Regions from separate parts of the Mus musculus genome. Here all the other regions are linked to region 2. Evidence: chromatin loops called from intact Hi-C (ENCODE). Cell type or tissue: left cerebral cortex. All regions are shown on one strand. Each heading gives the region's core, and the rest is flanking DNA. Links, peaks and the distances in the headings are about the cores only.

Region 1 (11,197 bases), core at 1,999-6,998, 290 kb before region 2:
ATACTTACATGCATGTGTGTGAAGAAGTCAGTTCAGGACCTTTTGGAAAATTCCAGCAGAGGCCTCTCCTCCAGAAGGGGAAGGCTAATTAACATTCTGCAAAATGGAAGACCAGCCACCTGCAGGTGGGGGAGGCCTAGACTAGGTAAACACATTCCACAGGGTAGACTGACCATCAGCCACTTGTGTGTGTGTGTGTGTGTGTGTGTGTGTGTGTGTGTGTGAAGTGGGGGAGGTCTACAGCATGTAAATATTCCACAGGACAGACCCTGTCACCTCATTCCCTAGAAACCAATCAATTTAAAAGTCATACTGTTCTGCCAATCACATTGTGCCTAATGGCTGTTGCTCTGAAAAACTGTATAGACTGACCAAATGGGCTGTGGCAGATTGCCATCTCTCCTTCTGGTGTAGGATGACCCCTATGTGTTGGAACAATAAATTCCTCTTGCTTTTTGTGTAGATTCCCAATTCCTGGCTCCCTGTGGTTCACTCAGGGGGGTCCCCTGGTAAGCTAAGGCTTGAAAGAGTCTTACATTTGCATATATGCAGACACCTACAAGCATGTACACACACACACACACACACACACACAGAGAGAGAGAGAGAGAGAGAGAGAGAGAGAGAGAGAGAGAGATCCTTTGACTACTTGACATTTTAACCACATGAAAAAAAAAGGCCTGTTAAAAGGTGAAGTGAAAGAACTGGGCCAGCAGCTCAATGGTTGGGTGCATTTGCTGCTCTGAAGAGGATCTGGACTCAGTTTCCCACATTCACATGGTGGCTCCCCAACATTTGGAACTCCAGTTTCCCATCACCACGCCTTTCTGGGCACCAACCACTCATGTGATGTTCATATATGTAAACACTCAAATTCATGAAAGTAAGTTTTAGTTTTTTGAATAAAGAAGCATAATCATCAGACATGTAATCCCTGATTTCAAAGTTATCCCAGAGCTTTTAACTTGGGTTAATTATAATGACATGGAGACATCTGTATTCCATAAGACTGTTGGCCTGTTTTCTGGAGCAGTACTTCAGCCAGCCCATCTGACTGTACCAGACTTCCTGCCACACTCATTTCCATTGGTTCACATTCAGCTATAGCTCTCTGCCCTGCTCCCTTTCTGCTCCAGTTCCCTGACTGGGTAGTTCTGCCCCAGCTCTGGCCACCAGCTCTTTAGTATGCAAAACTTGGCTCTCCTTTCTCATCTAGTCTAAACCAGTCAGCAGCAGGAAAATTCCAGGTCTTTCTCTCTGTGTTGTCTTCAGGCATTGCAGCTTTTGTGACTTTCCCAGGCCTGCTTGCTTTTCTTTCTGGGGAGGTAAGGAAGTAATAAACATTTACATAGCCTGCTAGCTTAGTACCACCTGCACAGCAATGAACACAGTGACAAGCTTCCACGGCTTGATGTATGGGCATCCCAACACAAAGTTGTTAACTTTTCTTTGACTATCAAATACTAACCACTTCAGATATAGTCACTAAATTCTTAAACTTTCCGTGATGTATTCTATTATCAAGTCATTTCATGTTAGCCTGTGACAATTTAAGTTTTCCTATTTCATTAGCCAAATTGTGATTTAGACTTGGCATGCAAAAATCAATTTAATTTTAATTCAGTTGGATGTTTATTGCATAATGCACTAGCCAAATGTCACGCATCTATTTAAAATGTATTTGACAAGGTTTGTCATTCAGCTTTTTAATACAGTGTCTCTCTTACTCAAGTCAGAAAGTGTGTGAATAAAATCCCCATGGACCTGTTTTAAGCTTTTTCACCAGTTCTGTATCATTTCATCATCAGGAATCTGTATCATATCGTCACTTCCCGAGGAGAGCAGAGCAGGCATAAAGCAGGGACCTTCCACTTGAAATCATCTCAGAACAACATGACTTCAGAGCTCAAAAATGACATTTTCAACTCACATGAGTATACACACACACACACACACACACACACACACACAGGATCCTCCAGTCTCCAAATGTCTTTCCTTTCATAAATAATATAGAAAAACTACTTCCTATATTTCAGAACTGGTAAGCATCCATTGGAAGACAATACATGTAAAGGACACAAGACACAGTATACTTGTTATTACTATAATAGTTATATCAACTGTGTATATTCTTTTTTCTCCTCATTCCCAAAGCAGAGATAGGTGGACCGATATGAATCAGAGGTCAAAGTGACCTGAGTAGTGAATTATAAGCCAGCCAGGACTCTGCACTTAGAGCCTGTCTCTAAAACCTAAATCTCATGATATAAAGTAGTAACCAAATAAAATATTTATTTTTATTTATAATGATATAATAATAAAAATAATTTTTATTGAGGTAGCAGGGATTAAATCCAGGGACTGGCAAGTGCTAAGCAAATGATCAACCACTGCACTACATTATCATCCAATTAAGTAATAATTGGTTCATAATGTTTAAAATAGATTTTTCTGTGTATGCATAAGTATTACCATACATTTACTGTCTTAACTGATTGTTAATGTTGTTCATTTGTTGTTTAAATAACTTCTGGAAAATCTTTGCAGTGAACTACTTTTGCCTCTGATTTTAATTTCAAATTCCTAATCTATGTCCACTGATAATAGGACATGTTTTTCTGTATGAGTCACTATATTGCTCAGTAGCTCTCTGTGAATCACCATTTTGCTCAGGACTTTGGATCACCTTGTTCCAAAGCTCCTTTTGGTTCTGTGGGATTACATCTCACTGTGTGGCTCTGTGGAGCTACTTCTGCCTCACTGTGTGGGTCTGTGGAGCTACATCTCACTGTGTGTGTCTGTGGAGCTACTTCTGCCTCACTGTGTGTGTCTGTGGAGCTACTTCTGCCTCACTGTGTGGGTCTGTGGAGTTACTTCTCACTGTGTGGGTCTATGGAGCTACTTCTCCCTCACTGTGTGGGTCTGTGGAGCTACTTCTCCCTCACTGTGTGGGTCTTTGGAGTTACTTCTTTTTTTCCCCCATGAATAAAGCAGAGTAATCCCCCAATTTCTATTTCTATATCTCTGTCTCTCTTTGTCTCTCTGTCTCTGTCTCTCTCATACACACACACACACACACACACACACACACACACACACACACACACAGACAGATTGACTGACTTACTACTTTCCTCCAATAACAAGATTTGGTCCCTTTCTGAGTATGAGTGAGAAAAATATTGCAGTCCCCTCTGAATTGTAAAACAGGAAAATCAAGCATGAAAATTGATTATTGGATTCTGAAATCTCTAAAAATAGAACTAACAAACTTGGGGGGGGTATTAAATAAATTATCTACTTGATAGGAAACATATAGTTTGTTTTGGAGAAGTACCAGAAAACAAGTGCTCACCTATTTTAATTAATATTTTAAGCTATTGACATATCAATGAATTAATTGTTGAACTGTTCCTACAATTGGAAACAGCTACTCTAGACTGCTAGGGATTTTTTTTTAAGGAAGTAGCTAAGAATAAGGGAATTAGTCTTTACCTTTTAGGGTCATGGGATGGAAACATGGAAGGTATGATGAAGGGAAACAACATAATTGGTTGCCATTTGGGAAAGAAAGGAGTGTGTTCTACCCAGCTGTGGCTAAGTGTTCACATTTGGGTGCAGGAAGGTGAGGTGGCTATTTGGGCTCTAGAAATTATTTTTTAAAACATTAAAATGTGTTTATTCATTTTTTAATTTATTGGCTTAATTTTTTTTTTCATGTAATCTGTCCTGATCACATTTTTCCCCCTCCTTTCATTTCTTCCAAGTGGCTTAGAGGTTAAGGACACTTGCTGCTAAGAATGATGACCTGGGTTTCGTCTCCAGCTTCCTATAGTGGAAGGAGAGGATCAGTGCTTACAAGCTGTCTTCTAACCTCCACACGTGCCATAGCATATGTACTCATATACACACATACCCCCACACAAACTGAAAAAATACATGCAGTGTAATACATTTTTAAAAGAATAAGTTTATAAGGTACTCAGCATACATCTAGATTAGTTTTTCATTTCTTCTTTCAACTAATTTGTGACCATCCAGAGGTTCTGGCATACAAGAGATTGTTTAATCTAATACCATAATTAAAAAGAAAAAGAAAAGAGAAATGCAGCAGGGGGGCTTAGAAAGGAATACACAGAGAATATTCGATTTAAGAGAATAGTCTGTGGAAGACAAGCATGGCATAGCTGTCTCCATGGTGACCCTAGTTTTCACTGCTAAAACCAAAATATTTTCCACAGGAGAAATGCTAAGTGCTCAGCACTCAGCCTGACCTAAGCATTTCCTGATATACAGGTATATCCAGACATTGGACTCTAATATGTAAGACATGCAGTTAGCATTGCCAATTAAAAGCTAATAAACATAAAAACAAGATAACAGATAGAGTCATTGGGCTGGAGGCCATGTGGTCTTAGTGCACAGCCCTCTTCCATCAGCTTTTTTACCAACTGAATTGGAACATGACCAGTCATAGTCAAATGGGGAAGGCGTGGGGGGGGGGCGGGTACTGCACAGGAATACACTGTTCAAATGATCTTGTAATAGCTCACATTTCTGCTCTACTCCAAGTTTAAGATTAGTACGTAGGAGCAAAAACCCACAGGCTCTTTTCTGAACTAGCCTAAGATTTGTCCAATTGTCCATTGTAGGACAAATAGGATTGGAAGCAATCTTTGGGACATAAGAGAGGAGGAGGTGATAAGGAGCCATGAGGAGGGATAAGCAGGTGACAATAATGACCATTACTGTGGAAACAAGTATTCATAAAGAAACAGAAAAAGGTAGGTAGTATTCTCTGTCACTTTCTGTCCTCCCCTCCTTCTCTCACTCTTTCTTTCCCTGCCTTTCTCCCTCTCTAAATCAATAGCACTTCTAGGGACCTATCAGTTTTTCAGTGCAGTCGTTGAATTAAATGCAGGAAACTGCCCCTTCCCACACAATAAAGCAGGAACAGATTCAGTATTCTGGTTATGTTCCTGGCATTCAGCTTGATAAGCTGCGTGGGAAGCTACTTGTCAAAGCTTTCTGATAATAAAAAGGCTCTTTTCACATTATGAAGATATTCCTTATCTACTATGGTTTGAGAAGCTGCAAAAATTCTCCCAATTTTTCTATTTACATTCTAATCTTCCACATGTGGTTTAGGCATGTGACATTTTGTTTTCGGGTTTCTTTCCAAGGTTATGTGGGATGCTGTTATGTTTTGCTTTGTAGAACAAGTCAAAATGAGGCTGCCTGCAACTGGGAAGACTTCTAAAGCTTCTGAGTTCCTGGTTCTGACTGTTGACCATTCGTTCCAAATCTATAGACTGCATAAGGAATCTCAATTGCTTACAATGGCCCAGATAAAAACTTTGCCAGATAGCAGGCTTCTATGAAAGCAGTCTGGCCACATACATGGATTGAAAGGGCATCTATACATTTATTGGAAAGCAAACTGAAATAAGAAACAAAGCGTAGTTAATTGTTTTTTTTTTTTTAAATGAAATCAAAGGGCTTGTTCCATAAAATTAACTTTTATACTGAGAATCTTTTCTAGAATGGTTTGCCCCTTTAAACCTTTTGGTTTTATACGGATTTCTTTTCTAAATAAATAGGAAAGTACATTATTGGAAAGGATACAATTTAAGATGGTGCACCCCAGGGAAGGTTTGAGGAAATTGCTACTGTTTCATTATGTCCTAAGTTATGAATAGCATCCACAAAAATGAAAACCCAGGCAAGTATAACATAGAAATAAATGTTCATTTAAAAACAAGTCAGGAACCTACACCTACTTCTTTTCTATGTGAAAAAATGAAGGGCTTAAGCACCACAAAAATAACTGTATTTGACTGGATGCTAAGTGCAGGGTAATTCAATACATCACTTATCATCTCACAGAGTTCTCAAACATAATCTGCAAACAAGAGAAGGACACAGAATTCTAAAGCAGAAACAGAGTAAGTGTTCCAGAGTTATGCAGCATTCCCACAGTGGGTCAGTGATAGGAACCAAGTTTTACTGATAATAGAGATCATAGATCACACCATGCTGCTGCTGTGTATGAGGATATATGGGAAGCTTAGAGCAAGGCTTGCTAGTGTGACAGGCAAGCACAGGGAATAGATTAGCAACCTGGCGCTCCACTTGGCTTTGGCTATTTACTTATTACGTTCTCTCTTCTAATAATACACTTCACAACCTCAGACCACTATCTGCACATATTGTATATACACATCTTCCCAAAAAGTCTTTTAGAACAAATAGCAACCTAGGGCCTATATGTGCATCCAATTGCATGTGCACCCTTCTCTGAAAAATCAATATTTTTTCCAATCAGTAACTTTCAAATTTTACAGGTTCTAACCAGTCTTACTCTAGTTATATCCAGGTATGAAGGTGAAAGGGTTGTCCCACTCGAACTGGCTTTATGTGCCTATGCAATAAGGCAAGCTTGTGCAATAAGACAAACCATGTTTACCAGATGAACTTTCAGGGGAGGATCTCCTACTTACCATTCCATTCCTATGCGTAGTTATTATATGCATAATGTGGTATGCATATAATTAAAACTAAATGCAAAATGGGAAGAGAAATGTGTAATGAACAAAGAGATACATAATCTAGTCCTGTCGATCAAAATAGAGAAGGCCTGTACTGCAAGCCCTAGCAACCAAACTCCCTTTCTTGAACCTCATAAGAAAAAAACTTCAATAAAAAATTATGGACCTTGGCTATCCTCACACATGTCATCTATTGTCATGCATGATGATGTATTTCTTTCTGACATCTAATGTCCCCTTGTTTTAAATAAAATTTCCTTGCTACATTAAATTGTCTGGGCCTTTATTTCTGTTCTTTGAATAGAAAGACAAAGAACCTGGAAACACCTTGCCCAGAGCACAGCCACATATATCACTAGCATCATTCTGTATCGATTATAATTTTAAAAAGCACACTATAAAGACAAATTCCAGTAGGGCCTTCAAATTGTTACCATCAGGATTTTAAAATATATGTTGATAGAATACACACACACACACACACACACACACACACACACACACAATTTAAATGCACATAGATCAGTGGTTCCCAACCTTCCAAATGCTGTGACTCTTTAATGTGGCAATCACTAACCAAAATGTATTTCATGGCTACTTCAAAACTGTAATTTTGCTAATATTATTATGATGTAAATGTGTGCTATGCAGTATATCTGATAGCAAACTCTGTAAAAGGATCAGTCAACCACCAAAGGAATTGTGACCCTCAGGTTGAGAATGGCTGATATAGATTAAACTTCTACTCCTTTAAATACCATCCTTAGTTCATTCTTTCTTTCCCAGAGGTAGGTCCATAGTTACATTTTTACATTTGTATACTATGTCTATAACTAGCTACAGTATTTTATAAATACATTTAGTATTGTTTCTACTAATGTACCATGTCTAGGCCTTGTGCTACAACTTGCTCTCAAAATATTTATTTTATGATATACTTCTGAGGTATATTGATGAATATTGTTTTAAACATAAACTTCAATACTTTTCATTTTAATTATTGCTAATCTATAGCAAGAACACATCATTAATTTTTTGATATTCTTTTGATTATGTATGTTGTGGGTGCACATCTTTGTATATCAGAATGAAGATAAGGTTATTCCATAGTGTGCCTTTGGAGGTCAGGAGATAATTGTGGATGTCTGTCCTTACCTTTCACTGTGTTTGAGGCATAGTCTCTTTGCTAATCTCTGATATGTATGCCTACATGGGTTATTCTATTTTTTTCTTCCATCTTGTTACAGAGGCACTAGAATTTCATATACAGGCTATCTTTGTCTATCTTTACACATACACATCTAGTTTTATATGGATTCTGGATTCAAATCCAGGTCTTCATACTAGCAGCAAGCTCCTTACTAACTGAGCCATCTCCCTAGCCTTTTAGCATTCTTATTTGTAATTCTTTTTGTTTGCCCCCCCACCCACCAGCAATCCATTGATTATATTGATTACAGTGAGGAGCTAAATGCACGTGATTTGGTTGTCTTTCTGAATGTTTCTCTAACACATGCATCTTCGAAGCACAAGTGTGAGATCACAGACTAAGCAATATTGAAAATTGTCCTGGATCCTGTGGAAGGCTCTGCAAAGAACATGTATACTACTGTTTTCAGCTGACAACTGTATAGCTGTGATATCTTGTGCATTGATTCTTTTTATTTTCTTGGTAAGTGTCTAGAGCAGATTGCTGGATTACATAGCACTTTTATTTTTAAATCTCAACTTCCAACTGTTTTACAGAGTGATTATATTTTATATCTTTGGTGGTCCTAATTTATTCATTTTTTTTCTATTTTCAAGTGCTCACCTACATTAGATATCCCGGGCTACTTCATGTTAGAGGATTAATAGATGTGTATTGCTATTGATTAGCATTGAAGGAAGACCAAAGTGTGGGTGTTTCAGTCTTATTTAGAAGGGGAACTAAATAATCACAGGAGGTAGAGAGGGAAGAACCTAGGAGGGAGAGAGAAGGGAAAAGAAAAAAGGGGACAGGATCAGGTGTGGGAGGAGATGCAGGAGAAGTACAGGGAGTCGGGAAATTGAACAGAAGTTTCCATCAGTGGGGGTTGGGGAACTGGAGGTAGTCACTAGAAAGTCCCAGATGCCAGGAAAGCAAGAGGTTCTCAGGACCCAACAAGGATGACATTAGCTGAAATACACAACAAAGGGGAGAACCTATCCAGAGCTTAGGCACGGTCCCCTGTTGAGGGATGGGGGCACCCACCCATCTCAAAAACATTAACCCAGAATTGCTCCTGTCTAAAGAAAATGCAGGGACAAAGAGTGGAACAGAGACTGAAGGAAAGGCCATCGAGAGACTGCCCCACCTAGGGATCCATTCAATCTGCAGACACCAAACCCAGACACTATTGCTGATGCCAAGAAGTGCTTGCTGACAGGAGCCTGTTATAGCTGTCTCCTGAGAGGCTCTACCAGAGCCTGACTAATACAAGTGTGGATGCTGGCAGTCACCTGAGCAAAGTGACCCCAATGGAAGAGTTAGGGAAAAGACTGAAGGAGCTGAAGGGGTTTGCAACCCCAGAGGAAGAACAACAATATCATCTAATCAGACCCCCTCAAAGCTCCCTGGGACTAAACCATCAACCAAAGAGTACACATAAAGGAACACATGACCCCAGCTGTTTATGTAGCAAAGGTTGTCTTATCTGGAATCAATGAGAGTAGAGGATCATGGTCCAGTGGAGATTGTATGCCCCAAGGTAGGGGAATGCTAGGGAGGTGAGCAGGAGTGGATGGGTGAGTTGGGGAGCACCCTCATAGAATCAGGGGGATGAAGGATATTATAGGGGGGTTGAGGAGGAGAAACTGGGAAGGGGGATAACTCTGAAATGTAAATAAATTATATAACCAATAAAAAATAAAATAAAATAAACAAAATAAAAAAGAGAGAAAGAAATTTCCTTTTCCAACAGTGGATGACAGCGTCCATGCTTTTGCATTCTGATTATTTTTGGTTTTTTTTTCTTAATATTTTATAAAATGCCTTAAAATATTTATTTTATTCTTAATTTATAAGTAGTTATACATGTGTTCATCTCTCTGTGTGTATATGCCACATGGTATAGGTACCTGAAAAGGCTGGAAGAGAGCATAAGATCCCCTGGGATTCAAGGTACAAGCAGCTGTGAACCACCAATGGGGATATGGGTAACAACCTGAGGTCCTCTCTAGAGTAACAATCACTCTTCATCTCTGAGCCATCTCTTCAGCCTCCAATTTGGCTTATTTTCAAAGCAGTTCTCAGTATGTATTCAACTGTAGGAAATAATAAAGCAGATCCAAATCTCCCTTGAACAGTTTTCTTTTGTGGCAACACAGGAGACTACTAGAATACACCACTTAGCCGGGTAGAGTAGCTCCACCATCATAACAATATCCCACATTGACATGTGTTAGCCATGTGGGCTTCTTGATAACTATTAGCTGGTCTTTTAGTATTCTTTATTATATCCACTCCAGAACTATCACATCTATTATCAAAGATGTCTGTGATAGGCATCTTTGGGGGTTAGTGCAGAATGTTTCATCTAACTCCCTAGAGCTCCATATTGGTGGGAATATGTATCTGTGGATCACTCTATGGTATTTCTTCACCTTTGCAGGAAATCCAACATAACGTTAGAGCTTTTATGAATGAGTGTGACATAAAGTGTGGGCATATGTGTTATGTGACCATAAGTCTTTTTTTCTCTGAGATATAATAAGAACTCAAAAACCCATTTGCTAGGACTCATTATATTTGCATGTTTAGTTTTATAAGAAGCTGCCAAAATATTCTTCGGAATGGCTTTCAACTTATATTCCTAGGATCTCTGTATGAGAGACTCAGTGTCCAAGCAGGTGGTATTTAGTACAGTCTCCACTTGATACTTCAGTACCGGGAGGGGCTTGCAGTCTCAGTGTGTTTTAATTTGTATTTATTTATAGCTAACAACATGTGATATCGAGTGTTCATATATGTATGTATGTATGTGTGTGTGTTTACATGTGTGTGCAAGTGTGCAAAGTATAAATGCATAGGTGTATATGGTGTACATGTGCAGAGGTCAGAGGCATTGAGTTGTCTGCTCTGTCATTGTTCAAATTATTCTGTTGAGATGGGATCTCTCACTACACCTGAACTTAGGCTAATGGTCAGCAAGTCACATTAATTCCCTTACACAAACCTCCTACCCCAGTGTTTGGGTTACAGGAAGACATGATCTCACACCCCTTTTTATATTAGTTCTTGTGGTTTTGGACAGCAAGGGCTTTCAAACACTTAGCTATTTCCCAGGTTATAACTTTTTAAATTGCCTCACTAGCAGCTGAGCCTTTCCAGTAGAATGTCTCTGCTTAACTATTTGGACTGTTTGCTCTTTTACAATTGAGTTTTGTTAGTTCCTTATGTATTCTAAATATGAATCTTTTGTGAAGTGTCAATGTTTTCTCCCATTATGTCATCTTACCTTACATCATCTGAGAAGGATCTTTCACAGAATGACATTTTGGTGATGTTCAGTTTATCAGTTTTTTCTGGTATAAATTATATATTTGGAGACAGCCGGCCACCTTCCTGGTGAGAGCACGGGGGTCTGCCCGGCCTGAGAGGTTTGTGGCACAGGCGCCGGCGGGAG
Region 2 (11,197 bases), core at 2,232-7,231:
CATATCTTTGAGGGCCCTGGGACCGAGGGCCCGATGACCCGTTTTTTGGCACATCAGTTGATTGACTATCAGGTGGGGGAAGAATTCTGCCCTTTATATCCCTCACAGAGCGACACTGGTCAGCTCTATGATAACCCTTGCCACACTTAGAGCAAAGAGTGAGAGTCCCTCCCTGTTTATCTGGAGCTCTGCAATCTTTCTTAAGATGCCCAGGCTTCCTGCAGTTAAAACATGTCCTCTGATTATTTCTGCCCATGGAGCATTTTTGGGATTGAAGGATGGCAGCCGCTAAGCCTGCATTGGTGAGAGGTCCCCCAAGCTCCCGACAAACCCTGAGCCAGTCTTGTAAACCTTTGTTCTTTCTTGGGGCTATGGCTGCTCGGCACTCCTTTGTGGCTTGCTCATAGATTAGCTGTTTTATCAGAGGCGCAGCTTGCTCTGACTCTCCAAAAATACGCTCTGCTGCCTCTGTCATTCTGGCCACAAAATCTGAGAAGGATTCCTGAGGTCCCTGGATTATCTTTGTTAACTGACCAGTGGTTTCACCTGCTCGAGAGAGCGCCTTCCAGGCCCTAATAGCCGTGGAAGAAATCTGGGCATAAGCTCCCCAATGGTAGTTTGTTTGATCAGCAGAATAAGCTCCCTGACCCGTTAACAAGTCAAAAGTCCAATCTCTCTGCTCTGGAGTCAAAGCAGCTGCGTTTGCTCGGGCCTGCGCTTGTGCAGCTTCATACCAAAGAGCTCTCCATTCCATATATTTGCCCATACTAGGGAGAGCGGCTTTTACAACCGTTTGCCAATCACCAGGAGTCATAGCGTGATTCGCAAGCCTTTCCACTTGTGCTATAGTGAAATTAGCACTGACTCCATAGTTACGGACCGACTCGGCAAGCTCTTTAATCTGTATATACGCTACCGGAGCGTGGACACGCCCACCCTCGGCTCCTTCAAAGACCGGAAATGCCTGTTGTATTTTCCTTTGTTCCTCCTTTGGAATGAACGAGTCTGTGCATTGCCTCTCTGTCCATTGCCTCTCTGCGCAGGGCTGATGCACTACGCAGGGCGGGGGCTCAGCATAGGGTGGAGGTGCACTATGACCTTGAAGCTGACTGCCAGGAGGCCAAGCAGCAAGCTGGCCTTTGCCAGCCGCTTTTGGCTTTTTCCTTGACCGATTAGCTCGCATTTTATCTGGCTGGCACTTTTCTCTCTCATAACGAGCTGTTTCCTCCTCCAAGTCTGTTTCTTCAGAGAAGCTAAATTTTTTATCTGATTCAGAGCTACTAAGAACTAGCTCCCCGAGCCCATCCAGCGATGAGCACAGGCTCCTTCTCCTAGAGACCTCCGCTAATTGATCTTTCTTCTTTTCCCTTTTCCCTCTTTTCCTTCTAATCTCTCTCCAGGTATTCCTACCTGACCTTAACTTTTCCTCGGGTTCAAGACCCTTGGAAAGGCCTGTATACTTATTTTGTGCACCATGTTTTCTCTTTGCTCCTACTCTCTCTCCCCGCTTTACTTCTGATAGCTTGTCCTGAATTTCCTCTAGAATCCGCCCTGCCTTAACCACTTGATAACATGTGAAAAGGAACAAAAGGGCTTTTAACACTAGAAAAAATTCAAGGCCAAACATATTCCACTTTACTTCTGATAGACTGTCTTGAATTTCCTTAGAAAGTTCAAGATCAGACTTACCTCGTAAAGCTGTACTCACTGGTACTCTCGTTCCCCAGCTGAAAAGTTCTGAATTCATACAGTTGAATCCTTCTTAACAGTCTGCTTTACGGGAACCTTTATTACCGCGACCCGCAGTTCTGGTTCTGGAATGAGGGATCTTCCTTGCGCCAGTCCCGAGTTTTTTCTCGTCCCGGGTTTCGGCACCAATTGTTATTAGACGCGTTCTCACGACCGGCCAGGAAAGACGCAACAAACCAGAATCTTCTGCGGCAAAGCTTTATTGCTTACATCTTCAGGAGCCAGAGTGCAAGAGAGCAAGCAAGAGAGCAAGCCCGCAAATGGCGAAACCCCATCCCTTTTTAAGGAGAATTATCCTCCACCTAGGATGTATTACTCCCTGATTGGCTGCAGCCCATCGGCCCAGTTGTCATCACGGGAAAGGCAGAACACATGGTGGGAAAACTGCCCCTGCATGTGTGCAGACTATGTTTACCACTTAGAACACAGCTGTCAGTGCCATCTTATAATGGCAAATGTGAGGGCGGCTCCTCACAAGGCAGGAAATATTTAAACACAGTTATAATAAGAAACCAAGAAGAATTGTGCAGTTGAAGTCCAAATGGCTATATTTTTTTACAGCTGAGGATTTTTTTTTCTATAACATGTTCAAATTAGCTGTCTACAGTTCAGTGAGAAAGTTCAATTTACAACATTGGGATATCTATTCTTTAGGATCAAATGCTGTGAAGATCCCATTTAACTAAAGTTCTGGTAATTTTTAAGACTAGGTGTATTACATATTAGGTGTATTACATGTATGTGCATATGTATATACATATATACATGTGTGTATGTATGTGTTTTATATATATATATATATATATATGTGTGTGTGTGTGTGTGTGTGTGTGTGTGTGTTGCTTTTCTTCTTGTTGAGACCAAACCACTGACAAGAAACAATATAAGGAAAGAGACATTTATTCTTGTTTATCATCAAGCTGCATTGTTACTTCATCATGGCAAGGAAGACATGGTGATGAAAGGGCCATGTTCATGGCTTTTTAATAAGAGTTCTTATCGTTTTCCTTTTTCTCTACCTCCCATACAATTGAGACTGCACTATTATATTTGTTTATCAAACTTTAAGGCACAACAACTGGGAAGTATTACTCTTTTTTAATACTCTAAAATAATCTGACTATCTCCCAGCCAAAATCCCTGCGATACTTGCATTTTAGTACTAATCTGCTCCAGGTGTTTTCTTGGGGTCTCTTCTACCCATGACTTATCTCGACTTCCTCTCTCTTCTGCTCCTCCCCTGGCTGGGAGGAAGTCCTGCCCTATTTTCTCCCCTACCCAGACAATGACTAAGCAGCTTTCATTGACAAATCAGAATAAATGGAGAGCAAAGCTTGCACAATATTGAATTAGGTGATACTTTATAAGAATTGCAACCAGATATGGGGGCCTAGAAATCAGCATTTGAATTGCACAATGCACAATAACATTTTGCCTGCAGTAACAGGATAATGAAAAACTGACAAGGAAAGGAGTGGCTTTAGAAAGTGAAGGTTCTTTTTTGTATGTGGGGGAATCTGTCGAGATTGTCTTTTCAAGAGTCAAAACCCACCACCCACTTACCAGGCAAAGTAGAATAGAAGGATAAAGGGTTCATTTTTGTTAGAGATTTGCCACTGTTAGGGGTAATCAAGCTAAATGAGTTAATTTACTTCAAAACTTTCTATAATTACTACAACTGTCACATTTAGACCAAAAATGGAAGAGATATATAAAACTGTGGGACTCTGGTTAGCAAATAATAGGCAGGAAAAATGGCAATATGAGCAAGAGCTGACCTGGTCACACTGCATCTGCCCTCAGGAACCAGAGTGAAAAAGAAGTGGGTTAGGCTAAAGATCCCAAAGGCTTCAAACCCAATGGTGACTTTCTTCTTCCAGTGAGTCAACAACTCCTGAAGGTTCTAAAACAGCATTACCAGTGGGGACCAAGTGTTCAAACACCTGAGGCTGTTTTGAATAATCACAGTCAATGTATGTATGTATTCAGTCTTTGGAATTCGCAACTGGTTTGAAAATAACTTTCACTCATGGTGCATACACAATACAAAATAAATGATCTTCAGGCCAGTATCCCTATACTAAACAGTGTATTCACCCAGCATTTTCATTGAAATAGGTATCATATGCAATGTTGAAATGATTTAAAGCATGCAGAAGAGTATGCATAGGTTGGAGACAAATATCACATTCCATATCAGTCTTTAGCATGTGCAGATGTTGGTACTATTGACAATGAAGAATAACTATAAACATTTTTACATTTTCAGAATTTCAAATTGTACATGCATTTGTCTCTGTATAGCCATGTCCTCCTTGTTTTCTGTAGGGAATGATGTCTACCTAGGCTCTCTCACAGTGCTCATGTAAATGTCTCCACGGAGCAAACCCCTCCCTGCTGTGTTGAATAGGAATGTGCTTTAAAGTAATCACAAATCCAGACTTGCTTATTTTGTTAATCCTGCTTTGTGGGAAAAAATCATACTTTTTTTTGATCCATTCTTTCTTGATTAATCTATAGTATGTTTATGAAATAGATTTTGCCCCACCCACCTACCTAGCCACCCCAGAAGATTTTAATTTTATCTGAAGTAAAATTGTATCTCTGACAATTGAGACAAATATGCAAATACTTTTTCATTTTTGTCTCAGATTGTCTATTATCTTAATATATTTTCACTAAAGAAATAATAAGCAGGCATTCAAACATGAGTCTTAAAAGTATGCCTGTAGAGTGATATTATGAAAACTATATCCATCATGTTCCATTTCCCTTCTTTTTGAACAAAACAAGAAAGGCTTCCATTTTTATCACCCTCTATAGAATGTCTGTTAGACAAAAATGCAATGTGGGGGCAGTGTGTGCTTCCTGCAATGAGCTCTGCACTGAACACAGGAATCTTGGCTAACAGTGCTATGATGGAGTGTACAGCAATTCACCATGTATCAGGAGCTCACAGCAATACTCTATTCTGTGGTTCCCTTACCCATTATCACTTCAGACAATAAGTATTTGATACAAAGTAAAAGTGATGGGTGCAAAGTGTATTAGTTAGTGAGTGTGCTCCAAGAAAAACAGGAAAGTCAACATATTTCATGCCTGTTGAAATTATTTTATTGTATTTAAATACTCCTCACATTATGTTGCACATGGATTGCTGGATGGGAATTCTGGAAATCCGTCCTAAGAAATTAACTATTTCCATTGTATAAAATATATTATTTACTCTCCTAAATTGTGTAGTCACTGCTTTAAAATCTGTCTGGAACTTCCTGTTAAAGTCTCAATACCCCTCCCCCACTTCAGACCCCTCCGTTAAAAATGGTAAGGAAATAAGAATAGAGAGAACATGTGCAGGATTCCAAATTACTGTGTAAATGAGCATTTCTGTTTGTATTTGAAATCATGAGTTTAGGATAGAAAAATGGCTCATCTTTTCCTGGAAAAACAGCTTTATTTTTGTAGACCTCTGTTCTTTTTGGCACTTGGTTCCAGAGATACGATCTGTCTCTTGCAGTCACAATCATGTAGTTGATGGATTTGGCACAGCACTCCTGTTCATGATTCCACAATGTCAAATGTGTGACATTTTCTGTAACTGTCTCTCAAAAGCACACAGAGCTACTCAGAATTCTCAGCACCTGTGTTTCACACAAACCATCCCTATAGAATTTCTTCTGCAGCTTATGCAGCTGGGGCTTTCATGAAGACTTGACTTCAGAAAAAGTATCTTGTATTTAGAACAACTTGATACAAAATTAGTCTGTGGTTATGACAATAAATCATAAGTTTCCCATAAGACAGACAAGTACTGTATCTATTGAATTAGACTCCCAGCCCTGATAGTTATTTTATGAGTTTTAAAATTCATTTATTTTATTTATATTTTGCTTTCTTAAGATTTTTACATACAGTAGAATTATGCCACTCTCACCCTTTCTCTTTTCTCTCTAGGCCCTTCTTTCTTTTTTATTTTTTTATCAAATAATAAATGTAGGTATTTAATTTTTAAATGTATAATAAAAAGTTTCAGGAGCTATTGAAGCAGACTTGGCATTTCTGTGCTCCACTATGTTCATATAGGCCCTTCTTTCAATACTCCCACTCACAAATGGGTAGGTTTATTTCTTTCATTGTTGTTGTTGTTGTTGTTAGTGGTGGTGGTGGTGGTGGTGGTGGTGGTGGTGGTGTGTGTGTGTGTGTGTGTCTATGCATGTATGAATACATAAAGATAGCATACTAAGTCCATTTTTGTTTTATGTATGCACATGATTTCAAGCCTGACAACTTTTTTTGAACAACCTATAGGGAGGCTCATCTCTTGGAGCAGCTAGTTCTACTTTTCTCAGAAGTCATTAGTTGCCTGTAGTTATTGATTTACGAGTAAGATCCCATGAAATTTCCCTTCCATGTTAGCATGTCTATTGTTATTGCCATTGATTCATTCTTATTTATTCCATTCCTAGAAAGTCTGCTTCCAGCACACATCCTGATATTCTGCCTCTTACATGCTTTCCCCTCCCTCTTCCTCAATGTTTACTGAGCCATATACACACACACAAACTCATTAGGGTGAACTACCCATCATCTGTTGATCTTTGCATTCTTTCTATTTGTGGTTTTCTGTGATGGACTCAACATGCTAGAAAGTGAAGTTTCTTTGATCAGGGTTGGTAGCTAACCTTATCTGAGATTTAGAATAAAGATAAGAATTATTCTGGTATAGCAAAGTAACAGTAATAGATTCTTTTCTAGGAGCGTGATATTACTAGCCCTAGGAAATTGGCTGAATTCCTAATGCCACACATGATTTCCCTCTTGTTGAGTAGATCTTAAGTCCAACCATTGGTAACACTAAAATGTGAGGGCTTTTTAGTGCAACTTTATGTCCATCATTCTATGCTGATCATGCTGTGGTTCACAGATTTCACAGCTGGATAAGACTGTAAATTTCTTTTCTCTATTGCTTCATGCATAGTATTTTATGGAATCATGGAAACCAGACCACAATAACCTATTGGCTTTCAGGTTAGATTCAGGTTGTATCATCATCCATGAGTATAGTGTCCTAGGTGTGCAGTGTTTTCAGAAAAGGGTAACCTTCAATCTCTGAGAGGCAAACAAAGTTTCTTCACAGCTAAGAAAACAATCAGTCAAATAAAGAAGGAACTTCCAAAATGGCAAAAAAATTATTTGCCAGCAATACATCTGACAGAAGATTATTATCTAGAATATAAAACAGACTATTCAACAGAGTCAAGAAAACTCAGATCCAAACAGGGAGTTCTCGATCCAAGAAAAAAAAAAAGAGCTAAGAAATATTTTGAAAAGTGTTTGTCATCCATAACAATTAGGGAAATGTATATTAAGACAATTTTGACATTTCATTTTACTCCAGTCAAAATGTCTAAGATCAACAAACAGTGGACAATAGATGCTGGTGAGGTTGTAGAGTAAGAAGAACCCTTATCCACTGTTGGAAGAAATGTGGAAGTCAATGTCAATGTAGAAGACTAAATGTCTTAGTTGTGGTTTCTAATGCTGAGAAGAGACACAATGACTAAGGGAACTCTTACACGTTTAGTTGATGATGGCTTACAGGTTCAGAGGTTCAGTCGATTATTATCATGGTAGGAAACATGGTAGCATCCAGGCAGACGTGGTACTAGAAAAGGAGCTGAGAGTTCTACATCTTATTACAAAGGCAAACAGAAGAAGACTATCTTGCAGGCAGTTATGAGGAGGGTCTCAAAGCCTACCCACACATGACACACTTCCTCCGATAAGGCCACGTGTACAAGGCCATACCTCATAATAGATGTTTGGCCCTCTCACTAGGCCAAGCATATTCAAAGCAACAACAGTAAACAAAAAAGCCTAAAAGGTAAACAAGAAAAAACAAACAAACCAAAAACATCAACAACAACAACAAACTAAAACTAAATCTATGATGTAACCCAGCTAGACATCATACATCATGCTCCCCAGATTCATGTTCAGCTACATCCATTACCATTCTATTGGCAGTACAGAGAAAATGGAAACAACCTAAAAAAAATTTCCATCTTCAGATGAACAATAATAAAAATGTGGCACATGTGCACGGTGAAATAGAACAATGAAACTATGAAATTTTTAAGCAGATAGACTTAGAAAAATTTATATTGAATAAAGGTGACCCAGACCCAGAAATATAAACTCTATGTGTTCTCTTTCATCTGTGGTTTCTAGCTTCAAATATCCAGATGTGAGTATATAACATGGAGTAACCACAGATGCCAGAAATATACAAAGGAACCATAGGAGTGTATGGGGCAGGGGTTGGGGGTTTGAGACAAGAATAGTAGAATGCAGGTGATAGGCAGAGGGAAACGCAAAAGGAAACAGAGTCTTCACCTGGGGAGGGAGGTCAAAACAGAAAGAGAAGGAAGAATGATGTTGTGTGCTAAAGTCTCAAAGAATCACATTATTTTAATTTACCTATAATTATACATAATATACATACACATATGGATATATGTGTATATACATATATATAAGATATACCACACACACACATATATATATATAAATATATATATATGTATGTATGTATGTTTATATATATATTTGTATATGCATGCTTACATATATATACTCATATATACATATGACTTAAATTTCATATATATATAAAAGTTAAGTCCTTTGGGCTGACAATGCATCCCACCGGAACCATAGAAAAACAGAAACCCCAGTAGCACTATGAGAAACCTCCTTTCCAATGGTTAGTCAAGGTAATCCAAGTGATTCTCAAAACATTATAGACTACTGGTGTAGAATTAGTTTTTAATCAGTCCTTATTCTATTAGCATTATGGATTAAACATGAATACTAAGAAACTAAAATCATATGCAGTTTTTCTTAACCTAGAAGCTGAAGTACTTATCTACTTGTCAGTAATTTGCCCTTTTGTATATTCTAGTAGATTATATATTCTAGTAGAATTATATAATCTAGTAGAGAATGCTGTTCCCCTTAAATATATCCAGATCTATAAAAGAGAGAATAGAATTCCTTTAAACCCCACTCAGTCATGTGGAATAACTTTACGAGCATGTGAGTCACTTTTGCAACTCACTCTCTTGAAGGACATAGTCAGTAATCCAGACACAACTCTGACTTGAAACAGCTGTTGTGTGTTAGATACTAGTTCTTAGACACTAGATAATACAAATAAAAATGAATCTTAAAGTTTTTCAATAATAAAAATACAATGTTTTGCCTCCATCCATTCAATAACTACCTAGATAGGGAAGAAAGCTATGATTTTCAGCAAAAGTATTAATAACAGTAATCATAATGACCTACTTGAAGAATGACTAATTAGGACTCCAAGAGGTAACTTGTGTGTGGATACTAACCTGACAAGATCAATACGTGATGAATGCATTTCCATTTGCTAGTACAAAATAAATTTATGCAGATGACAATTCCCAAGTTTGTTGAATGCATTGATCTCAAGAGATAAATTATATTAAATTATTATTATTAGATGTCCAATTTGTCAGTTTTGTGATTTATAAGAAAAAGTTTTGTTTCATACAAAGAAAGTCTGTAGAAGTTCTGGTAATTTTGTGCTTCAAGATTTAAATGTGTTGCAGTTTGAATTTCACATAATTTAACTGCCAAAGGTTTAAACTTTGGCATCATAGAAAATTTATAAAAAATATTAGTTCTGAATTGTCATCTTCAAGGAAGAGAAAGCAGCTAAGTAATTGGAATTTTGTAGAAGAATAAGAGAAGAAACCTCACAGTGGAGACTTTCAGAGGATTGAGTATGAGAGTGAATGCTGCAGTTGAATGGACAATGGCAGAAATGAATACATATGACAGAGAAGAAACACTCTTTGAAATAACTTAGTTTATCGCCAAGCTCTATTACTTGGCCAAGAGTTGTTTGGATCTGGATTTTGTGCTCATATCTGTAGTTCTTTTAATCTACCCAAACTATATGGTTCGTTACATTCAACTGAATAAATATAAGCAAGTGGCATTCTATGACCTTCTTTTTTTTTTTTTTTTTTTTAATCTGAGTTCTCCTGCTAAGTGTTAGGTCTAACATCTGTACAAGATAACCTACAAAAATAATAGAATTCATTGGGGACTTGAGGGCCCAGACATGAAGATAATTTTACAGACCAAGTTTCTGATGGTACATGGGAAGCATGTTCATCTGATATACTGATGAGATCAAATAAATATGAGTGAATACTTGTCAATTGCTAAAGCAAATTATCTCTCAAAATGTATTCAAAAATGTTAATTCTATCAGGGTGCAAGCTGCTAAAATGCAGAGAGTAGATCATTAAATTTCAATAGGGAATAGACTTCATATTTAACATAAACAGTCAAGTCATTTTGGCTGCCTGCATCCGGCACCACATTTAGAAAGCCTCCTGTGTAACCATGGGAACAGTTTTGCTTAAGTCCTGTTGCTCCTGCAAATCCAATTCATTCTGAATTAGCAAAGAAGTGGGTGGGGAGGCTGTGTGATTTAGCTCTGTCCATTGCTTTCCAAGTTGCTTCTTGAAAATGTGAGAAGTTAAAAATGGCTTTCTTTCTTTGTTTTTTGTTTGTTTGTTTGTTTTTTATTCTATTCCTTCTTTTTTTTTTCTCATGAAGCATGGACAAGATTAGGAAGCAGAATGCTCTTCTAATGGCAGCAGCATCATGGTGACCAAAAAAAAAAAAAGGAACTGATTATTTTGTACCTCAAAAATATCTCCTATGCTTGCCTTTTTTCAATAATAATAAACTTGTTTAATAAGTTTTATTGAAGAAAATGCTCTTCCTATATGTAATTATATAAGACATAAAATTCCAATAAAAATTTACTCTTGTTATCATGTTCTTCTTTTTTGTACTGGGGCATTTTATGAGCAATGAGCTGGACATGTACCAAGAACTAGTCTTCCTTCCCCAAAGCAGCTAATAGATGGGCAACTGAGTAAAGAAGGTAGTTTTGCCCCATAGAGCACTGAAGGAGAGAGGTGTTGGGTGAGCTAAATCGATAATGTTCTTGAGAGAGAGAGAGAGAGAGAGAGAGAGAGAGAGAGAGAGAGAGAATATTATGTTTGAGTATAGTGAGCATCATTCTGTGTGTCTGCTGTTGGATGTAACTTCTAGGTATAATTAACCTATTATTTTGTTCATCTTTAAGGATTAGGGGAGATTTTATTAGAGTCACTGTATTTTTGCTCATTTCTTCCCACTCCCACAGTAATTACTAAATTTTCATTTGTATATGGTATTTGTGATGTGAGGACACATGTGCAGGCAGTTGTATTTGTGTATGGGCATATGCATGAAACTAAGAAGTCAATCTTGGGTGTCCTTCAGACACTGAGTTGGTTATTTTAAAATCAACTTAACACAAGTCGGAGTCATTTGGCAAACTCAATTGAGG
Region 3 (11,197 bases), core at 3,651-8,650, 200 kb before region 2:
CTTTGGGTCTGAAACAACACTCCTCTCCCCATTCCATTACCAGATGTTTTTCAACTCCTTCACTGCCTAAGCGTGGCTGTTCCAGAACTTCCTGTGTAGCTTGACCTTAAACTCAAAGATCTTCATGGCTGTCTCCTGAATGATGGGGTTAAAGGTGTATACCACCACTCCTAGACTTAAGCATTTCTTCACCTAGAACTTGCTCTGTCTAGGGCTGGCCTTGAACTCAGAGATCTGTTTAGCTTTCTATCCTAGGATTAAAGGTGTATACTACCATGCTTGCTTAGTTGGGTAGGATCTTGCCCCAAAGTGATCACTCCCTTAATCTGTTTATCTCCTTGAACATAGGATTCAGCTCCATTTCACTTCCTGATGCCCCTTTATTACTTGAACTATACATTGTATATTTTTCCTTACTCAGGTTGCTCCTTTTGATTAAAATGCTTTTCATAAGAGGGAACTTTAGTAACCACACAACAGAACTTATACCAGGCTGTTTTGGGACTTTCTTTGTCAAAGCAATAAATCTAAATCTCTTCACCTTAGCCTCAGGCAGACTCTTCAGACACTCGCAAAAAGCAACCACATTCTACATCAAAATACCCCTAAAACAGTCTCTTCACCACATACTGAAATTTTTCTTCACTGAAACCTCTTGGGCCAGGTCTCAACAGTTCAAACCATTGTCTACTACAAAGTCTTGCATATTCCTACTAGCATAGCTCATTAAACCATTCCTCTCTTTTCCAAATCAAGTCCCCAAATCCACATTCTTTCAAACAAAAGCAAGCCCAGGTGTATCACAGCAATACTCCACTCCTGTTACCTACTGCTGTCTTAGTTAGGGTTTCATTGCTATGAAAAGACACCATGACCACAGCAATTCTTATAAAGGACAACAATTAATTGTGGCTTGTTTACAAGTTCAGAAGATCAGTCCATTATCATCATAGCAGGAAGCATGGCAGCATATAGGACACTCCCTGGGCCAAGTATATTCAAACCACCACAGGTGTAATCCACAGGTTTTTGACTAGAGTTAAGTCCCACTCTATTACAAGAAATATATGCACTACATATATATATTACCATATATATAATGCATATAGTGCATTATAGTATAAATATGACCAGGAACCTATGGTTAGGCCTTAAAGTGAACATAACTACTATTACTTTTCTAAATGTATATAACTTCAAATTGCCCTCTAAGTTTCTCTATACCCACTGTTAGTGTGGCTTTCATGTATCCTCAGAGAACTTCTTTTGTGCAGTGGATGATGGTCAATGCAGGAACTGACAATAAAAACAAAGTACAGACAATATGTACCTATGAAGTGCTCAGCCACAAATTAAACATCTATATCAAATTCTGTATGTTAGTTTACCACTACTGTAATAAAAACAATTTGTCCAAGACAAGTTATATTAGGAAGGGTTTATTTGGGGTGTACACTTCCAAAGGGATAGGAATCTATAATAATCATGAGAGAGGAAGAATTGCAGAAGTCAGCCAAACATGGCACTGGAGCAGCAGCTGAGAGCTCATATCTTGATTCACAAATAGTTAATTACTGAGCTACTTTCCCATGCCCCAGTTGTTCTTTGACATAGCAGAATTGACATCATTACTTGCTTTCTTAGTTACTTCTTACATAGTTACCAAACTCTATTTTCTTTACAAAATAGCATGAACATGGCAATTTATAAAGAAAACAGGGTTAGAGCTCAGGGTTATCCTAGTGAGAATTATAGCAGCAGGCAGGCAGACCTGGCACTGGAACCATAGCTGAGAGCTCACGCTATGATCTGTAAACAGGAAGCAGAGAGCAAACTGAGAATGGCAGGAGACTTTTAAAACCTCAAAGCCTGCCCTTAGTGCCACACCTCTTCCCACAAGACCACACCCCCTAGTCCTCCCCAAGCAGCTACTAACTAGGCAACACATATTCAAATGGTCTAGACTTATTAGAGACATCTCAGATCCTTTCCCACCTGGGACCTTTGCTGAAGAGGGGGCAGAAAAGTTGTAAGAGGTGGAACTGGGGTGGATCAGAGTGAAACAGTATTTTCTGAACATGATAAGATCACTAATATGCAGCTTCAGTTGACAGCATAAGTCAATGTTTTAGCCTGCAAGAGAAAGGGGCTCATGAGTTTCTGCCATTGGCTGATGAAGTATTGATACTTGATGTTTTCTCAGAATAGGATACATAGTTTTCTTTAAGGCTCATGGTAGGTATACCATGTTTCAGTATGTAGTTTCTCCAGAGACTAAAGCAAACTTTCCAATAATAATGATGATACTAATAGTTAAATGCTTCTGTGTTATAATACTCATTATGGCAGGAAGCATTATAATAAACTCTAGGAGTTTCAAAATGTATATTCTAAGATTTTAATGGAGAAATGCTTCCAAGTTCTGTGTGCAGAGGACCTCATTTAATCTTTACAACATTCCAGCAAGTACTCCTTTTGCATGAACAGAACATAAAAAATATGTTATTTTTAGTTTAATATCATTAATAAGCTTTCCTAAAAATTGAAGGTTGTCTTAAATTTTATACACATGCATACATATAAATACACACAAATACTACATACATATTTATGGTTGACACATTCAATATACAACAAATATATATTACCAGATGCATAAAATTCAAAGTCTACATCAGGAATACTAAATATCTTATAATAAGGCAGATAAAATTATATCAGAAGGAATGGTTTGGTTACTGCCAAGATATGCTTATGCTCTTAAGAACTAATTGGCAAGAGTAACAAGGTCTCCTGAATGGCTAAAACAGCAATAAACAAATGAGAATTTATTGAGGGTCAGTGTAGAAATGCAAGAGGAACAGGGGGAGGGGGAGGGGGTAGGGTAATTTTGGAGGGGAAACTAGGAAAGGGGATAACATTTGAAATGTAAATAAAGAAAATATCTAATAAAAAAAAAGAAATTCAACCAACAAGTTGTTGGGGATTATCTTGGCCATTCTCAGTAGGTCTTTCTCCCATTAGAGTCTCTCTGTCTGTCTCTCCTACAAATGAACCTATCATGAGATGCCTTGTGACATCCTTCAGAGCCCTGGCTTCTCTTTTTGCCATTTTGGAGACATCTCTGTCTGTCTCACAGTAAACACTGTGAAGATGTACTTTTCGTTCTAACAACACTAGGTGTTCAGGGTCCATGTTGCATCTTCCCAGAAGAGTAAATTATTGGGCCATCATGAACCATTTCTTTACAAGCACAGTAAATAATGCCCAGTAACAATTAAAATATGATCATATAAGAATAAAACCCATGAGGTTTTAATTGAGTTACACAGAATCTGTACAAAAAAAATCAAAAACAAAAACGATACAAAACAAAAACCATTTCTGTGTGTATGTGTCTCTGAGTGCCTAGTATCCATAGTAATGTTCCATAAAACCAGGTAACAGAAATTTTCACTGCTGTAGCTATCAGGACATAATTGCTGATACAGAGGAGTTTGAGGTAGGTAATTTGTAAACTGCCCACATTCAGTTTGCTGTGCAGTCTGTCTTGTGCCCAACAGCTATTATCTTTCAGACTATTTTAGAGATAGTGGAGTACAAATGGAATGAACAAGACCTCAGGATACACTTAGAAGTACAAACTTTAAAAGTTACTGTAAACTTTTTTTTCCCCTGACCTTTGGAAATATTTAGCACTAACATTCTACAGGTTGTTTTGTTCTACAAGTCTCAAACTCAAGGCAACCTGCCTGTTTGAAACTGAGTGATGAGATTATAGATATGAGCCTCTATTAGCTAAATTTTGCCAATTTGATTAACCCAAATGCATTCTCAAAATATTATTTTACATTTTCCTTTTACCCTCAAAAGAGATCATTTACTTTTCGCTCAAATTGTCTATTCTGCTATGAAGTGTTCTTTAGGGATGTCTCCTCACCTCTCTCCCTACTCTCTCTCATCTATGCATCTATCCATCCATCTACTCATCTATCCACCCATGAATCTATTTTCTGTCTGTCTGTCTGTCTTGAAGTTAAGTGGGTGATTTCCTTTCCCTTATAGCCGGATAAGAATAATCTCTAATTTGGATGCAGCACACTCATGACTCTCTGCCACCTCTCTTTCTCTTCTTCTCTTTCTGGAGATGGAGTATATCTATGTAGACTAGTGTGCTCTCTGTTTCCTGTGTGCTGGGGTTATAGTATGCACCAGCAATCATGACTTTCCAAAGTGTAATCCTCATCAATTAGTGTGTTAATCACCTAAGAATTTGTTAGCAATGTATGTTTGAGAGCACCCAAACCTCTCCAATCCATCAGAACCAAAGGAGGAGTTTAATTTGAATGTGACCGGCAACTTTAATGTGAGAACCACTGGATTTGATTCCACCAGTGGGGGATGGCTGTCCTTTGTTGCACTGTAGAATGCAGATTTATTTGAAAGCCAGCATCACATTCAGTTGGATGTGGCCTAATCTGTCTTGGGCAATATGTATTGATTTTAAAAGTCTTATAGAAAAGCCATCCCTATTTTTATGCAGTACTCTTTCTAGTCATGGACAACCCTGAATTGAATATGTATGTGATAACATAGTTCCCCCTTGTACCTTTTTATTTATGATATCAAAGATAATGGTTCACTACTAATTATAAAAGTGAAAAATTACTGTGAAGGAAGGTACCTCATATAACCCCAGGCTTTCCTTACTATTCTCAAAGCAGGGCCATTGACTCTCTTTAATAGAGACTTCAGGTGTTGAAAAGCTAATTCACAGCTCCCCAGCTGTCTACTTGTGGGGACAGCTTTCTTCTGCTCCAGGCAGTAATTGCTTGACTGCTAGCCTAAATTGCCCTAGAGAAGAAAGCATAGCTGAGCTTGCTTTTTATCCTGTGGATTTAGACTGGTAACTAGACTAGCTTCACAAAGAAGAACCAGGTCTTATACACAGTTTTTCTGTAATTCATGCTGCCTTCCAGTTGAGACATGAGGAACAAAATTATAAAGGCATCTACTAATGAATGTGTTGTTCGTTCTGGTAAGACATATTAGGTTTCCCAGGCTATGATAGGATGGCAGGGTTATGGCTGTAATAGGTTTAGATTAGTAGAGTGTAGCTTGACAAGTGAGAGGTAGTAATTCAAAAGAAAGCAGGCATAAGCAGTTAAGAGTTCATCCTGCTCTTTCAGAAGCCCTGAGTTTGTTTCTCAGAAGCCCTACTCAGGCAGTTTGCAATCCCTACAGGAAAATCTCCAGGAAAACAAGAAAACCAATACTCTCTTCCAGACTTCCCATATGCTCAACATATGTGTGAACAAGCGTGCATGTGTGCACGCACGCACAAGCACACACACAAGCACACACACACACATACATTCACATATATATACATGAGTTATTTAAAAACTATTGAAAGCAATCAAGTGATTGATCAGACTTAAAATTAGAGGATTCAAAATAATACAACCTCTTGTTCTTCCAGAACAAACCATTTTCTAAGTAAAAATGGGTACATAATGAGATAATAAACATTATTTCTTTTGCTCTCTGATGGGATACACAGGACTGATGTCAGATGCATTTCATAGATTCTGTCAAACACCAAGGTTTTTGTTGATGTCAAAGTCATAATGAAGAGGCAATAATAAAACAGTGGGGAGTGACCTAAGGATAGTAAGAGCAGTGTGTTCTTTCAGCATGTAAGGTGAAATTCCAATTCCGAATAGAAAGTGAAGTCTACAAGGACGTTGTGGATAGGCTTCTTGCAGCAGAGTCTATTCTTAGGAAAAATTTCAATTCTATGCTCCAGTGTCATAGTGCTTATGCTAAGTTCTATAGAGTGCCATTCTTTCAAAGCCAAACGGTATAGATTAATCTAATATAGATGTGATGCAGAAGTACATTCTCAGTATACTCTGAAGCTAGCATCTCTTCCACACAGCATGGATGAATCACCTAAATGCTTAGAAATACAGTAATGCAAGATTAGACTAGGCAGTTGCTTTAACTCCCTTTAGCATCCCTCCCAACACACACACACACACACACACACACACACACACACACACACACACACACAAAGTGCAGCTAACTGGAAGCTCAGGCCAGGGTCTGATATCCCTGTTTCCAGCACTCTGTCATAGTAATTAGTGCTTGTTTTGCAGGGGCCTGCCTTTTCCTTTTTTCATCCAGGAAAGGCCTTCATCATCTTGAAGGTTTGTTTGTTTGTTTGTTTGTTATCTCAAGTATCACCTTTTCTGGAGACATTTCATTGTCCTGATATTCCAGAGAAGACCTCTCCTATTCCACAGTCACATATTGTGTTTTCTATGTTAATTATTTCATATCTCTCTTCTACTCTCCTTTGAGCAGACACTCAATATCTTACTGTAGCCCAAATGTCAGTTTCTGGCATACAGAGGGATGTAAGGACAGATACTCTCATCCTTGGAGTGAGAAATGGCGCTATGGCTAGATTTTTGCTTGGGAATTGGGAAAACCCCTTAGGAAGTGACATATCTGTAACAATATTAAGTAGCTGTGTTGACTGTTGAGAATCAGTATTATAGACTTGAAAGGTATGAAAGTGACTGAAGGTGAATGAAGCCCCAAGAGGAAGCAGGTGAACTGCGTGGAGCAACAAGAGGGCCAATGAGTACTGCAGTGATGTTTGCCTAATCTCTAATGACAGACACAGAAACCAAAGTTAGGTGGGACTGCAGAGTCTGCAGCATGAACAGCAAAGACAAAGCTGATGAGCTGGTGAGATGTTCCGAGTTTGAAAAATACAGACAAGAAAGGAGAGAATTGGATGTCAGGAGAAAAGCAATACATTCTGAGGAAGTCTGTAGACTCTGCATCCTGGAGTTTTCCTGTGGTTATACAAAGTAAATTGTCACTGCCAACAGGAGTCCCACAATTCTCTGATACAGAAACTGTGCCTTCCACACAGATGCCAGAGCCCTGCTATACTTTAATAAGAAAGGAAGAATAGCAAGATTTTATTCCTTGGGTAGGAGTGTAGGTGGCACCACAGCTAAAATTAGTTATAAAAAAAAATGTTACCATCCTTTGTGCTGTGGTTGCTCTTCGTCGGTGTGATTTGGAGCACAGTCACAGGTGAACGACAACTTTCTTCTTTTCAGGCTTGCTATGTTTGCTTTCAAAGGTCTCTAGGTCTCTAGTCTCTTGGGTTAATTTTCATCACAAACACGTGCTCTAGACGATAAATACTTACTGGACTAACACTGCGAAGATAAAACGAAAGAAAGAAAAGATGAAAACAAAGGAAGAAAGAAACACAGAAACAAAGAAACAAAGAAAGGTAACTGGATCAAAAATTTTACAGGAAAACTAGGAAGAGTGGACATGGCTCTGTCCTGCCAGTCTCCCAGGAGGAAGGCTGGGAGGAAGCAAGCCACAAATAGTAACTGACAGCTCGTCAAGCTGTGCCTGGGTGATCCTGACTAAGACTGTTATATAAGCAGAGGTTGCTTTGCTTGTGATGAAAGGGAAAAAAGAATAAAAGAGCTATCCACACTTTCCCATCTCATTTGGCAGACTGAACTTGAAAGGTGTCATAAGCCTTATAAAGAAGGTTGATTTTAATGTGTCTGTCAGGCTCTTTTGAAGGTCTTTGTAGCTCCAACCATTTTTATGTTTGGAAACCCCAGCCTATGTAATGATAAATCAATTTAAATGCACAAGGGCCTAAAAACAACTAATTTGCATGCTTATATTTATATGAATTATTGTTGTTCTCTCTCTCTCTGCTCCCCATTCACTGTTTGCACATGTGCACATACATGCTTGTGTGTACATTTGTGCTCTTATGTAAGCATTGACAGATGTGTGCAATAACATGCAGCACCTTAAATCGTGGTTAAAACTACTAGACTTATAGAATATGAGGATTCTCTCTCTATTCCCATTTCAAGTTAGGAATGCTGGTATTAGGAACTCCTGCTACTATATTCAGATTTGTGTAGGTTCTTGGAATATGAACTCAGGTTCTTACAGCTCTAAAGCAAGTAATTTATCCACCAAGCCATCTTTCTAGCCATATTTTCATTCATTGGCTACATATTAATCACTATTTATTGAATACTTATTGTAACAACTCAGTATTATAAAACTGCACTGTGTTTCAAATTTGTTGGTTTTTATGACATTCATAGGTCATGAACATTACTTCTGATAACATCCATGGATAAAGTGGCCTGCTGATAGTTTAACAGGCTTGTTTCTCTAAAGAAATGTTCTATGTTGAAGCTATGGCCTCTGAGAGTAAATTTAAGTTCAAACATTGCAGCTAAACCCTGTATTCCAAGCAATACCTTATCTTTCTTTCTGTCCCACTCATCAGTAGCACCATCCATGCAGTTTCCCTGTGTTACATACAAATAGACAGAAATGAAGCAACTTGGATAAAGTGATCACACTCATGAAAGATAAAATGGGTTGTTATGGAGACAGATACAAACACCAGAAAGTTCAAGGAAGTAATTTTTTCCCTTTGCGAAAATATAGGTAACATGCAGCCTTCTTTATTTTGCAGTATTGCCATATAGAATCAAGTATGATAGGTATGTTGGGAGTGTTTATTTTTGTTGTATAGTGGAAACAGTAGAGGATGGCAGTCAGAAAGATCTGGTTTTAAATTCCAGATTGTTTCTTTGAATAGCAAACATAGTTTTTGAGCCTGCCTGAAATCCAGCCTCCCAACCCACAAGGAGGTAGTCTAGGATGAATACTGTCCATGTTTTTAACTATCCAGAAGCTGAGGGTGTGACCTTATGGGGAAGTAGGATCTTTGCATATGTAAGTGGGTGATGATAAGGTTGTACTAGACTGAAACTCCACTCAACTAAAATTGGCTTTGTTTTGTTTTTCGGAAGAGAAATTTGAACATAGATACAAGAGGGCAGAGATCACACTGGTCATCCACCAGCCAAGGCATACCAGGAACTAAAGAAGAAGTGTTATTATCTAATACTGTCGAAGGGACCCTGTTTGCAACTGGATTTTAGATGCCCAGCATCTAGAACTATGAAAGAATAACTATGTGTTTAAAGATACTTGACCCATCTCAATATGCTATAACGGTCTTAGAGATTCTATAGAAGGATCCTATAGAAGGCATTAATAGCAGTGCAATCTCTGCCACTCTGGATGTGACCTGGGTCTTGGCGCACTGTTATGGAAAGGAGCATGCAGCAGGTCCATTGGAGGCATCAAACATCGCCTCTTTCTGCCTTGTTTACTAGCTGCTACCCTCATTTCCAATTTTTATCTCCCAACCTATTGCCATCACTGTGTTCAGTATCTCCTGACTCGCAATTATCTTTTTGACATAGTATTGAGGTTAGGGTTTCTTTTACTGTGATGAAATATCATAATCAGAAATAACTTGTTGAGGAAAGGGTTCTTTTTGCTGACGGTTTCATATTACAGTCCATCATTCAGAGCAGTCAGAGTAGGAACTCAAACACGAAAGAGCCTAGATATAGGACCTAATGTACGGGCCATGGAGAAATACTGATTACTCGCTTGGTCCTCATGGCTAATTCATTCTGCTTTCTCATAGCATCCAAACCACCTGCCTAGGTGTCATACCACTCACAATGGGCTGAGACCTCCCTCATCAATTACAAAGAAAATGTCCTACAAGATTCTCTACAATAAAATCAATTTCTTCATTGAGATCCTGCCCCCCCAGACAATTCCATCTTCTGTCAAGTTAGCATAAAATTAGCCAGAACATTTACAATAATATAGCATAAACAAACATGGATTCACATTTTAAGTGGTCCTCCAAGTCACTGCTTGCTTCTTCCTGCTTTGCTCTAGTTAGGGTAGATAGAGTGGAAGGGTACATGAAACCAAACGATGAAAACTCTTTGACTATTATAAACCTGTATCCCAGCTTGCCTGCCATGGATAAAATGTTACTTATACACAAAACAGAAAATGAAAGTGGTATTGTTATCTGTACTTTCCTTAGAGGTCCATCATGACAAATATGAAGGATTTCAATCACAGTCCCCAAATTTATTGAAACTCTGTCGCCAGTCATGTTACTTTCTGTTCACTTGTCTTTGTGGTTTTAGTTTGCCTTCTATCCTTCAATCTGGGCTCCATGACACCAGAATACTGTTGTAAAATTTCTCTGGAAAGCAAAACAGTGGTTTTACTCACACCAGAGAGTTAACTAGTGACAGATCCCCAAGATGATTGCTTTCAACTTCACAGGTGAACCAACAGGTTTTAGTGAGATTACTTTTAGTACCATAGGTAAATTAAAAATTGCTATACTAGTGAAGAAAATATCTTTCCCCCTCCCACAACTGTTAATAGCTTAAATATCCTCCTGGAGGTATGGGGCCTTTGAACCTCTCCATATAACAGCCATTATCTATAAAGGACTGAAGAAGGGCAGAGCATCATGAATACCCCTTTCCCTATCACAGCTGCTAAAAGTTCAAGAGGGCAATGGCCATGTTTTCTACCACAACATTCAAGTTCTATTACACCGGTTTTTAGGTCAAGGCTACAGAAATTGTCAGCTTTCACTTCTTTTCTCCTGGGATGCTGACACCTGCTTTCCAGCTATAATCATCAAAGAACACGGAGCTGCCCCATGGAGAATCATATGTAGGTATTCCAATCAGAGAATCTACGTAAGAGATAGTACCACGATGTATTAGTGTTCCAGCTACATGACTCTCTTGCCTGTCAGCACTTCACTTCCTACCACTGAGTTCCCTAGGCAGTTAAGAACTGCACAAATGGAATAGTTGTGAAAAATCTCAGCAGTGCTTGTTTCATTCCACTAATTTTAGGGTAGTCTGTTATACAACCACATGGAGTGACAGTTGGTTCTTTTGACTTCAGTTTCCTCCTCTGTAAAGTGAAAAGAGGAACAACGATCTCACGATAGCTTGAAAATAAAAATAGTCAAAGTAAAGAAGATTTAGTGTCCCTCAGACTGAGTTGCTGCAAACCACAGTTGTTATCACTGGATATTTTCATGTTTTACTAATGCATGAGTCAGTTCTGTCTCACTACAATGAAGTAATTAAGGTCACTAAATTCTAAGAAAAACAGGTTTGTATCCCACAGTTTCAGAGATACAAAGGTACAGTGTCTGAATTTGCTCAGCTCTGGTGATGCAATAAATGTTGGCACCAGCGCACAA

The links. A loop is a pair of places that touch in the nucleus more often than their neighbours do. Peaks named below come from ENCODE experiments on the same cell type or tissue, not always from the same donor. Only the 100,000 strongest peaks of a DNase experiment are listed, where the experiment ranks them.
Region 1: a loop joins it to region 2, with 3 times the contacts of the local background. A loop is called at or near these places in 2 of 42 quality-filtered maps.
Region 3: it touches region 2 in a loop (3-fold over the local background); 3 of 42 quality-filtered maps call a loop at or near these places.

The regions. Positions count from the first base shown.
Region 1 is chr3:20,729,496-20,740,692 of GRCm38, forward strand. No RefSeq gene overlaps it. Among named protein-coding and RNA genes, the nearest start is that of Gm31552, 87 kb to the right of the region's middle. In left cerebral cortex, for the core only: no CTCF peak of the experiment used is centred there; DNase peaks (open chromatin) are centred at 2,747, 4,274, 5,077 and 5,859; H3K27ac peaks cover 1,877 bases.
Region 2 is chr3:21,015,867-21,027,063 of GRCm38, forward strand. No RefSeq gene overlaps it. Among named protein-coding and RNA genes, the nearest start is that of Gm31552, 200 kb to the left of the region's middle. In left cerebral cortex, for the core only: no CTCF peak of the experiment used is centred there; DNase peaks (open chromatin) are centred at 2,240, 4,148, 4,632 and 5,289; H3K27ac peaks cover 1,918 bases.
Region 3 is chr3:20,814,953-20,826,149 of GRCm38, forward strand. Gm31552 (a long non-coding RNA gene) reads right to left here and starts at 7,409. Exons shown (of 4, transcript XR_389614.2): 1 at 7,347-7,409; 2 at 7,066-7,247; 3 at 1,996-2,133; 4 at 1,433-1,809. In left cerebral cortex, for the core only: no CTCF peak of the experiment used is centred there; DNase peaks (open chromatin) are centred at 5,986, 6,549, 6,951 and 7,458; H3K27ac peaks cover 3,811 bases.